Linked DNA regions of Homo sapiens: region 1 is linked to region 2. Evidence: read pairs that join two places in POLR2A ChIA-PET (ENCODE). Cell type or tissue: CD4-positive, alpha-beta T cell. All regions are shown on one strand. Links, peaks and the distances in the headings refer to the core of each region. The heading gives the core; the rest is flanking DNA. Region 1 has its middle 73 kb from the start of SERTAD2. Region 2 has its middle 44 kb from the start of LINC01800.

The links. Peaks named below come from ENCODE experiments on the same cell type or tissue, not always from the same donor. Only the 100,000 strongest peaks of a DNase experiment are listed, where the experiment ranks them.
Region 1: POLR2A ChIA-PET joins it to region 2 with 5 read pairs; 5 of 35 experiments call an interaction of 5 or more read pairs at or near these places.

What each region holds. Positions count from the first base shown.
Region 1 is chr2:64,723,941-64,729,320 of GRCh38, forward strand. No RefSeq gene overlaps it. Among named protein-coding and RNA genes, the nearest start is that of SERTAD2, 73 kb to the left of the region's middle. In CD4-positive, alpha-beta T cell, for the core only: no CTCF peak of the experiment used is centred there; a DNase peak (open chromatin) is centred at 3,271; H3K4me3 peaks cover 971 bases; H3K27ac peaks cover 975 bases.
Region 2 is chr2:64,817,133-64,822,512 of GRCh38, forward strand. It overlaps the pseudogene RN7SL341P. Among named protein-coding and RNA genes, the nearest start is that of LINC01800, 44 kb to the right of the region's middle. In CD4-positive, alpha-beta T cell, for the core only: no CTCF peak of the experiment used is centred there; DNase peaks (open chromatin) are centred at 2,409 and 2,869; H3K4me3 peaks cover 729 bases; H3K27ac peaks cover 1,377 bases.

The DNA of each region.
Region 1 (5,380 bases), core at 158-5,157, 93 kb before region 2:
AAGCACTTTCGGACATTTTCTAGGTCCACAGAATTTCACTATTTCTCAGCAAAAGGTAAATCCAAAACAAAGAGGAGGGAAGCTGATAGCACAGGGCACTTGTTCTAACTTGCTTGACTTTATAAAGGGCTGAGGAGAGGCTCCAGAACATTCCTCAGTAGGAAAGCTGCTGCCATCTCCACCGTGGGAACTGGGAAGGACATTCACGTCACATATTTGTCACCCTTGAGTCCCTAGTATCTTTCTAGAATGTAAGTTATTCCTTCAAGACTCAACAAATATCTATACCCAAATATCTACTGACACATGAACTTACCTGATACTTTTAATGTCTTGTGCAGTATTTTTCAAACTACAGATCATTATACACTGAGTCATGAGATCATTTAGATGAGTTACAGTCAGAATTTTTTAAAAATGAACTACCTTTGAATATAATAGAAAATAGCAGAATGCCTTGTACATAGTAAGGATGAGTATTGTTTCAAGAAAATTTTTCTCAATCAAACCTGTGTCTATATGTGTGTCTCAATGTAAAATACATTTCTTACTGTGGGTTTCTGTCCAAACATTTGAAAGGCACTAGTTGGGCACACTGTACTGAGCATACATGCTGGGTAATTTTCTGCCCAGCAACTATCTCTTATCCAGGGAAATAGCCACCCAGCCACTTATAGTCATATAGGCAAACACACGTGTCACCATATTTCTATGTGACCCTCACCTCATGAGTTACTTGCTTACAATTTTTTTTAACTTGGCAGTCACAGAACTTTTCAGTAACAGAAGCTATAGGATAAATTGCTGGTGGCCATGTTTCCAGCCATACGGAGAAATGTCTGCTCTGAGAAGGAATGGAATAAACATGCAGAAAGAGGCAGAGATGAAAGATGGAGATAATTCTGGCCCTACTGAGGCCAGTTGCATTACTGCTCTTCCCACAGTTTGGTGGCCCAATTCTTTCCTAGATCCTGTAAGCCAGTAAGTCCCCATTTTCCACTAAGTTACTTTCATAGGCTTCTGATGCTTTCAATCAAATATATATGCAACGCCTGTTTTTGTCTAAAGACTTGGGGGCTGAAGTGATGAACTGAAAATTTCAATCCCAATAAATAATAAACACATTATTGTCCTAAAATTCATGAACCTCCCTGTCCTCACCACACTCCATTTATCATGGAAAAGGGAAAACTGGAACAATTCATTAAAAGCTACAAATATAAAAAGATTATTGCCGGCCGGGTGCGGTGGCTCACGCATGTAATCCTAGCACTTTGGGAGGCCAAGGTGGGCGGATCATGAAATCAAGAGATCTAGACCATCCTGGCCAACATGGTGAAACTCCGTCGCTACTAAAAATATAAAAATTAGCTGGGCATGGTGGCACGTGCCTGTAGTCCCAGACACTCGGGAGGCTGAGGCAGGAGAATCACTTGAACCTGGGAGGCGGAGGTTGCAGTGAGCCAAGATCGTGCCACTGCACTCCAGCCTGGCGACAGAGCAAAACTCCGTCCAAAAAAAAAAAAAAAAAATTATTGCTGAAATTCAACTGTCATCTTCACTACTATAATGAAATAAAAAATATTTTGGGGTAAACATGGTAAGTGGAGGTGGAATCCTCAAACCTTCTTTGGCAAAGTTCATGTATGCACTATTTATAATATTTTACTTCTGTCTCTGGCCTGATTTAAAGCCAGTGAGACACATTATGGTAGTTAGGTACTGCACAATCCTTTATCAATAGAGTGTCTTTATTTTTTAAAAACTAACCCAAAATTGGCCAGGCGCATGGTTCACGCCTGTAATCCTAGCACTTTGGGAGGCCAATGCAGGCAGATCACCTGAGGTCAGGAGTTCGAGACCAGCCTGATCTCTACTAAAAATACAAAAATTAGCTGGGCATGGTGGTGGGTGCCTGTAATCCCAGCTTCTCGGGAGGCTGAGGCAGGAGAATTGCTTGATACCGGGAGGTGGAGGTTGCAGTGAGCCGAGATCACACCATTGCATGCACCTGGGCAACAAGAGCGAAACTCCGTCTCAAAAAAAAAAAAAAAAAATACCCTACCCAAAACCATTCGATACTATTGAGTTCTTAGGCCCTGGAGAACTAACTGAGGGCAAAATCACCTGATTATAGCCAAATACTGCTGACTGAGAGGCAGAAACCTGAGTAAATGAAAAGAGGTTGACTAAAAGGCAAAAATGGAAGCTAAGTATGATCCACGCAAAGCAAGCAGGATACTGAATGCGTTTTTATAAGTTAAAGAGAAACTCATCCCTCTAAGAATGTAACACAGCTTCCTCCCATACCTGCTTTATTGGAGACTAGTTTGCCCTTGAAATTTACAATCCAGCTGCCTTTGTGTATATCTGAATATTTCAAGCAGAGTACTGTGAAAACTGACCCACTTATACAATGCAGTTTGTTTAGTTTGGGAAGCAACTATTGAGAAAGACAAACTTAATTCTGGTGCAAATTAGGTCTGTAAAGGCATTCTGTGAGTGTTCATTGGCAAAGTGATCTCTTTCATATAATGGCACTTGTAATTATTCTGATCAATTTTGCATTCCCTATCAATTCATCTTGACTTGGAGACAGCCCAAATTATCAGGGGTGCATTCAGAAAGGCTCTCCAGGTTGTCGGCTGATCAGTGCTGAGGGAAGGCCATGAAACATGTGGCTTGCTCACCATCAGCTCTTTGAAAATGTATTTTAAGGAGTTCAAAGTTATTAGCAGAGCTTTTATAATAAGATATGAGTAATATGGGATTTTCTAAGTTAAAACTTTTAGGGGCAAGACCTAAAGAGAAACTTGGTGCTAACAATCACAGTTTGATTTGCTTTTAATCTTATACTTCAGCTTCTCAGGGATGGGTGGCATTATTCCAAAAGTTCCAAAGTGGCCACAGTTGCTATTTTTCTACAAATAGGAGGTCATATAAGAACATATAAGAAAGGGCTTCTTCATAAATGTTTCCAGATGACCAAGACCAAATTTGGATTATCTATGACATTCTTAGTCTTTTAAATGGCTGAAGACTTAGCACTAGGTGCATTTTCTCCTGGATTAAGTCTCTCCCACTAGATCCAAAAGTCCTCCAGAGCTGGTTCCACACAGGGCTTTGCACAGAGTAGATACTCAGGAATATCTGCTAGAATCTCAAGTCAAATTAGCTCTTGAGACAAGAACTGTACCTCTGTTGAAGGAGGTGTACTTTAACAGAAAGAACACAATGGTCTGAGTTTGAGGAAGTGGGCCCTAGTCTTTGCAATTAACTGGAGTTTCACTTTCCTTATGAAGGGCTTTACTCTAGATTTAGATATATACACATATTTGAACCAAATGGTCCCTAAGGTTCATTCAGCATGGTTCTAAGTAAGAAATAACAAGGCTCCTCTTTTATTCAATTATTGACTTCAAAGTCAATCAAGAAGCTACCCTTTGACGGTACATATGTTCTTATTGTGAGTAACATGGAATGGCCACTGAGGAAGATTTTTAGACGGTGATTTTCTGTGTAAATATGAGAATGACAGGGAAGACAGGAAGCTAGATGCTATCAAAGTGCTGGTTGCATGGTGGAGGGAATACTGGAGCAGGATGGCTCTAATGACTACTAGCTGTATGCCCTTGGACAAGCTGTAAACTCTCAGAAGTCTGTTTCCTCATTTGTAAAATGGGAGACAATACCTCACAAGGTGGTTGTGGCTGTGGGTGTTAAATAGGATAATGCTCATGAGAGCACTTACAAACTGCAAGGCACCATACAAATACAGATGGTATTATTCCTTGTACCAACCTGCCAAAAACGGTTTTTTCAACAAACTCTGAAGTATTAAAATAAAAAGCTAATGTTTTCCCGAAGAACTAAAATTGAAATTCTTTGTTTTCTGCTCATATTATATCTAGGTGTGGAGTGGACAGCAAGACAACTTAAGAGTTAAAATCTAAGCCCAGCGTGGCTCTCCAGCTGGTCTACCACTGACTTCGGTTATCTAACATCTGGCCTCTGCCCTTACTACTATTAGTTTACAATTACAAACAACCTCAGGCAGTGCTGAGAAACTCCATTGCCTGTTAGATGATAAGCTGGGGCACTTTAGGAATTGTTTTGCTTTGTTTTGTTTTTAACTTAAATTTGGTTTGGGCAGACCCCCTGCTGCCATTCCTGTAAGAATAGGTGTGGGTTTCCCCAAGGGCAGTGTTGGGGAAGACCCGGACTGGCATGCATGCTGCACTGGCTGATTTCTGCACTGCATTCCACAAGGTGCCCACAGCACTGCAAGGGCTGCCCTCTGCTTGAGCTCCTGCATGGCTGCTCCCTGCATGAGTAGCTTACGTGCGGCACGGCTGCTCCTTGCATGGGCAGCTCCAGCAAGGCCAGCACAATGCATTGCACGGGCCGCTCTCTGCACGCACCACTCCACGCTCACAGCAGCCCCAGACTTTGAGACTTTAACTGCAGAACAGAAGTGAGAGGCTTCGGCTGGCAGCTGTTAGTTGCTCCTTATTCTTTGTCACTCACAGAAAAAAGAGAAAGATGGTAAGAAGGCAGTGACTTGTTTTCTTTGTTTCTTCATAAATGGAGGCTTTAAGAATATTCTATAGGCCGGGCGCGGTGGCTCACGCCTGTAATCCCAGCACTTTGGGAGGCCGAGGCGGGCGGATCACGAGGTCAGGAGATCGAGACCATCCCGGCTAAAACGGTGAAACCCCGTCTCTACTAAAAATACAAAAAAATTAGCCGGGCGTAGTGGCGGGCGCCTGTAGTCCCAGCTACTTGGGAGGCTGAGGCAGGAGAATGGCGTGAACCCGGGAGGCGGAGCTTGCAGTGAGCCGAGATCCCGCCACTGCACTCCAGCCTGGGTGACAGAGCGAGACTCCGTCTCAAAAAAAAAAAAAAAAAGAATATTCTATATACTTTATTCCTTCAGCCTGCTGTAATTTTAGTATCATCGTTTAAAGGCAAAACATTTTTTCCATTTAATGCAATAAAATGCAAAATAAATAGCCCTTTTAGATTGTTTTACTTTATTCAGTAAGATACATTTCTTTCACCCAAAATTTTTTTTTTTTTTTTTTTTTGAGACGAAGTCTTGCTCAGTCGCCTAGGCTGGAGTGCAGTGGTGCAATCTTGGCTCACTGCAACCTCCGCCTCCCAGGTTCAAGTGATTCTCCTGCCTCAGCCTCCCGAGTAGCTGGGACTACAGACACACGCCACCAGGCCCAGCTAATTTTTGTATTTTTAGTAGAAGCGGGGTTTCACCATGTTGGCCAGGCTGGTGTCGAACTCCTGACCTCAGGTGATCCTCCTGCTTCGGCCCCCCAAAGTGCTAGGATTACAGGCGTGAGCCACCGCGCCCAGCCCAAATGTACTT
Region 2 (5,380 bases), core at 91-5,090:
TTTCAAGTGTGCCTTAGGAATTTGTTAAAGAAGTCTAAGACTTGTCATTAGGCAAGATTTTAGATCAGTGAGTTTATGTTCACCCTTAAAAGAAAAAAAACAGTGAATACCTTTTAAGTACCCCAATCCTAACTTTTTGCCAATTCAAAATAACCTTAACTTTTTCCACACGTAGTACATGGAGAAGTGTCCTTGCAAAGTATCTTAAGAATGTAGCTTAGTGTCTTCTTTTGTCAGAGATAGTAGCTAGGTGTGGTGGCACGCACCTGTAGTCCCACCTACTGTGGAGGCTGAGGCGGGAGGATCACTTGAGCCTAGGTGTTCTGGGCTGCAGTGAGCTGTGACCATCAGGTGTTTGCACTAAATTTAGCATCAATACAGTGATCTCCCAGGAGCAGGGAACCACCAGGTTGCCTAAGGAGAGGTGAACCAACCCAGGTCAGAAATGGAGCAGGTCAAAGTTCCAGGGCTGATCAATAGTGGGATGGTGCCTGTGGATAACCACTGCACTTCAGCCTGGGCAACATAGTGAGACCCTCTTTTGTGTGTGTGTGTGTGACAGAGTCTCGCTCTGTCTGCCAGGCTGGAGTGCAGTAGCACAATCTCGGCTCACAGCAACCTCCGCCTCCTGGCTCAAGCAATTCTCCTGCCTCAGCTTCCTGAGTAGCTGGGATTACAGGCGTGTGCCACCACACCCAGCTAATTTTTGTATTTTTAGTAGAGACGGGGTTTCACCATGTTGGCCAGGCTGGTCTCGAACTCCTGACCTCAGGTAATCCTCCCGCCTCAGCCTCCCAAAGTGCTGGGATTACAGGCACGAGCCACCGCACCTGGCCAATGTGACCCTCTTAAAAAACAGAAATATTAATGGCACCTCTATTGCAGGATGGTCACTGAGAATTCAGTGAGATTGTGACAGGGAAAATATTTTGGGAAATTTTTAAGTTTTTTTTTTTTTTAAACACTGTATTTATGTCCTATATCTCTTGGCCTTCTCCCATTTCGTCTGTAGTCTTTTACTGCCTTGCAGCATTCATTGCCTCAGGGGGCAAATGACATGACAGAAAAGCAGCACAACAGTTTAGGAGCTGTCAGAAGAAAGCCTTTTGAACTGCAAAGTTTAAGTCTGGGCCTGGCGCAGTGGCTCAGGCCTGTAATCCCAGCACTTTGGGAGGCCGAGGCTGGCAGATCACCTGAGGTCAGGAGTCTGAAATCAACCTGGCCAACATGGCAAAACCCCATCTCTACTAAAAATACAAAATTTAACTGGGCTTGGTGGCAGGATCTGTAGTCCCAGCTACTTGGAGGCTGAGGCAAGAGGATGGCTTGAACCTGGGAGGTGGAGTTTGCAGTGAGTCGAGATTGCACCACTGCATTCCAGCCCAGGTGACAGAGCAAGACTGTCTCAGAAAAAAAAAAAAAAAAGTATAAGTCTGAAATAATTGAAGGTGTCAAGTTTGTGCCCTAAATATTGGAACTGGAAAAACAATCAGATTGCCCTGTCTCCAGGAATATGGGATTATCAGGACTATGGAAGGGAGGAAAGAAGCAAAGCGAGGCAGAAAGTTGGCAGGGTCCCTGAGAGAGGGGCCTGCAGCTTGCTCCTTGCCCAGGGACTTGATCTAGAGTCCCTGATCTGCAATGATGAGTGACAGGAAAGCAGAGAGGACTGGTGCCTCCTGTCCCCAGGGCAGAGGAATTGTTTTCAAAATGTGCTCAGACAGAAAGGCTGTAGGTCAGAACCAGGTGCTGGAAACAGTGGCTTGCTCCCTGTGAACTACGAAGTGGTTTTGAGGTAGCAAAGAGAGTGATGGGTTTTAGATATGGAGTAAAGGAGGACCATCAAGCAGAAGCCTGCAAGAATGTCAGCCCTCACACTGCAACATAACGACAGGTGCCACTGTGGGTAGATAAGCACACGTAATAGCAAGTCCTAGCTACCGCCCATCACCTGGGAACTTAGACAAAACTTGGGATAGGGCAGGGACCCAAATCAATGAAATAAGGATGCTGCCACCTAGCAGAATGGACATTCAAAATAGAAATTAAAGTCATTTATAGAAAAAGTAAATACAATTGCATCATTGCTCAATTTTACACTTCTCATCCAGACCTTGAGATTTGCCCTCACTCTAAGATAATGCATGTAGCTGCTTGATGTATAATATATGCTCAGTAAATGCTAGCTACTATTAATATTATTGTTACCTTTGATCCCAGGACAAGACCCTGAAGAAAGTTCTTGCACTCTTTAAAGAAAGTTCCATTACTTTCTTTTAGAGAATCAAGGAAGGAAAGGGGGGTCATTTTATTCCTCCCAAGGGACACTCAGGTTTGTCACATGAACAGTCATGGTGGGAAAATGGGTCATCAACAACCAGAGAGGACATCTGTGGAGCGTCTTTATGACTGATAGAGTAAGTTCCCTATGTCCCAGTTTGTTGTGGGAAGTTAGGTGGAACCATGTGACTAATTCTAGCCCATGCAATGGAACAGAAGTCAAATATGCTATTTTCCTGCACACTAAAACTTCTCTCCAACCAAAAACAAAGTACTCTGAGGGCCCAGCAGACAGGCAGAACCATGAGAGAGGAGGAGCCTGGGTTTCTGAGACGCTCCCTGGAGAAGAGCCCCTTGGAGAGAGCCAACTAGGACACTTAGGTTGGGCTGTTCCTAAGTTAGAAATAAGCTTTTCTTGGGTTAAGCCATTAAAACTTTGGGGCTGTTTGACACAGCAGTCTATCCTGATACACACTGTACAAATACTAGAGTATGTTCAGTGAGTTCCTGTCAACACGATTGTGGGTTCCCCACCCCCGTACCCCTCTCCCACCCCTGCCACCACACTTCATCCTTCACAGCAGTCTCCTCGGAAGCCAGAGAGTGAGTGGGTATGACTGTACCTTATTTGCCTCGTAAATGTTCTTCCGGATTTAGACATTAACAAGAGTGAGCATAAGTTGGTTTCATTTTTAGGAACTTGAAAATCCTAGATTTGAGAGCATTTTTAGAAATGAAAGGCACATTTGTAGTCATTTGGCCCAACCATTAAAACAAGCAGGGAGAAAACCGAACCCTTGACAGGGACTGCTGTAAGGCCACAGAGCTGGATAGTACTGACGCCAAAATCAGGACCCACTTCTTCAGAGCTGCCTTCAATGTTCCTCTAGGTACTTTCAAATGTCCAGCATAGCATCACATTGACAACTCAAACTTCAAGATTGGACCAAAGTGGACTAAAATTCTGGCTCCACCTCTTACCAGGTGGACCATTTTAGGACTAGCATTTAACTTCTTTGAGGGTCGGTTTCCTTATCCGTAAAATGGAAATAATAATAGTAAGAGTACTTTCCTCCTAGTGTTGTCATGGCAACTAAATAGCTCCATGAATTTAAAGTACATGGCACAAGGGCCAGGCGTGGTGGTTCACGCCTATAATCCCAGTGCATTGGGAGGCCAAGTTGAGAGAATCTCTTGAGGTTAGGAGTTCAAGACCAGCCTGGGCAACATAGTAAGAGCCTGTATCTACAAAAAAAAAAATTTTTTTTAATTTGGGACATGATGGCACATGCTCTGTAGCCTTAGCTACTCAGGAGGCTGAAGCAACAGGATGGCTTGACCCAGAAGGTTAAGGCTACAGTGAGCTATGATCAGACCACTACACTCTAGTCTGAGTGACAGAGTGAGACCCTGTCTCTAACAAAATCAAATTAGATTAAAAAGTTCTTAGCACACATCTGACTCTAATAAAGTCTTAGTATGTTAGTTTCTGCTATTACTTAAAATAATACCAAAGTTGTATGAAAATAATGGGGCAACCTTAACAGAACCACATCACACAGCTTCAGGATTATTTCCTCTGGGAACAGAACTATGCATTCCCTGCTCATGCTTTATTTGGGGCACTGGTTCCTTATCTTATAGGTAGGCCTGACTCCCTCCTCTATCAGATGGCAAACTTCCTGTGGCCTTTCTGTATCCTTCAGGGCATAGGAGTGTGACTTGCACTAAAGCTTGTTGGGGGCCGGAGCCTAGCATGGGGAAGATAATTGCAAGCAGGCATGGGAGTCCCTAACACCCTATTCTTGGCCAGGGTCCCCATTCCTACCTCCTTCTTCAGAGCTCCAGCTCCTGCTCTGATGAAGAGAAGGCAGCCACTCCTGGCTGTCTAGCTGAATGGTCATTATTAAATATGTTGGGGCTCAGAAATTGATATTCTAAAATATGGTGCTTTGACATGCTGGACTGAAGAAGCAGCCTCAAGTTCTCTTTTTTGTTTGTTTGGTTTTGTTTTGTTTTTTGAGACGGAGTTTCACTCTTGTTACCCAGGCTGGAGTGCAATGACGCGATCTCGGCTCACCGCAATATCCGCTTCCCAGGTTCAAGCAATTCTCCTGCCTCAGCCTCCCGAGTAGCTGGGATTAGAGGCATGTGCCACCACGCCCGGCTACTTTTGTATTTTCAGTAGAGACGGGGTTTCTGCATGTTGGTCAGGCTCTCAAACTCCTGACCTCAGGTGATCTGCCTGCCTTGGCCTCCCAAAGCGCTGGGATTACAGGCGTGAGCCACCATGCCCAGCAAGGTCTCTCTGACCTCCCCGCCACTCCCTGCCTAGTCCTGTTTCTCAATTCTCTGTCTCTTCCAAAGCACGGGATAAATTGTTCTCCAAAGATCACTTATCTGCCTAAAGTTCAGACTCACCAAAGAAGACAACAATGACCTCTGGTCCCTTTCCCAAGTTTTCATTAACTGAACTGATATTGCAGGAAGAAAGACTGATGTCTGTCAACACACCTAGACAGACTTTTGTCACAAACCTGCTCTGCAGGCTCAACAGACTTTGTCCCAGGCCATTGTATGCTCTCCAAGTCCATTTATTTTCCCCTAAAAATTATTTACTATCCTTCGAATTGCCACATTTCTCCCATCTCCCTTGTCCTGTGAAGAAGGGTGTATAAGCATCTGTACCTTGTTGGGTTATTGAGTAATTATTCTCCTTCAATTCCCCCGAGCTGTACACCTAAAAATAAAAATTTGTATACCTTTTCTCCTATTAATCTGTCTTTGGTCAGTTGATTTTCAGCAAGCCTTTAGAGGGTGAAGGGGAAGTTTTCTCTTCACCCCTTGCTATGGTTTGGATGTTTTGTCCCCTCCAAATCTCATGTTGAATGTGATCCCCAGTGTTTGGAGGTGGGCCTAGTGGGTCCACTCACTAGTCATGGAGGTGGATCCCTCACGAATGGCTCGGTGCTGTCCTCAGGATAATGAGTGAGTTCTCACTCTGAGTTCACATGAGATCTGGTTGCTTAAAAGAGGGTGGCACCTCCCTGCTCCCCACCCCTGGCCTTGCTCCTGCTCTTACCGTGTGACATGCTGGCTC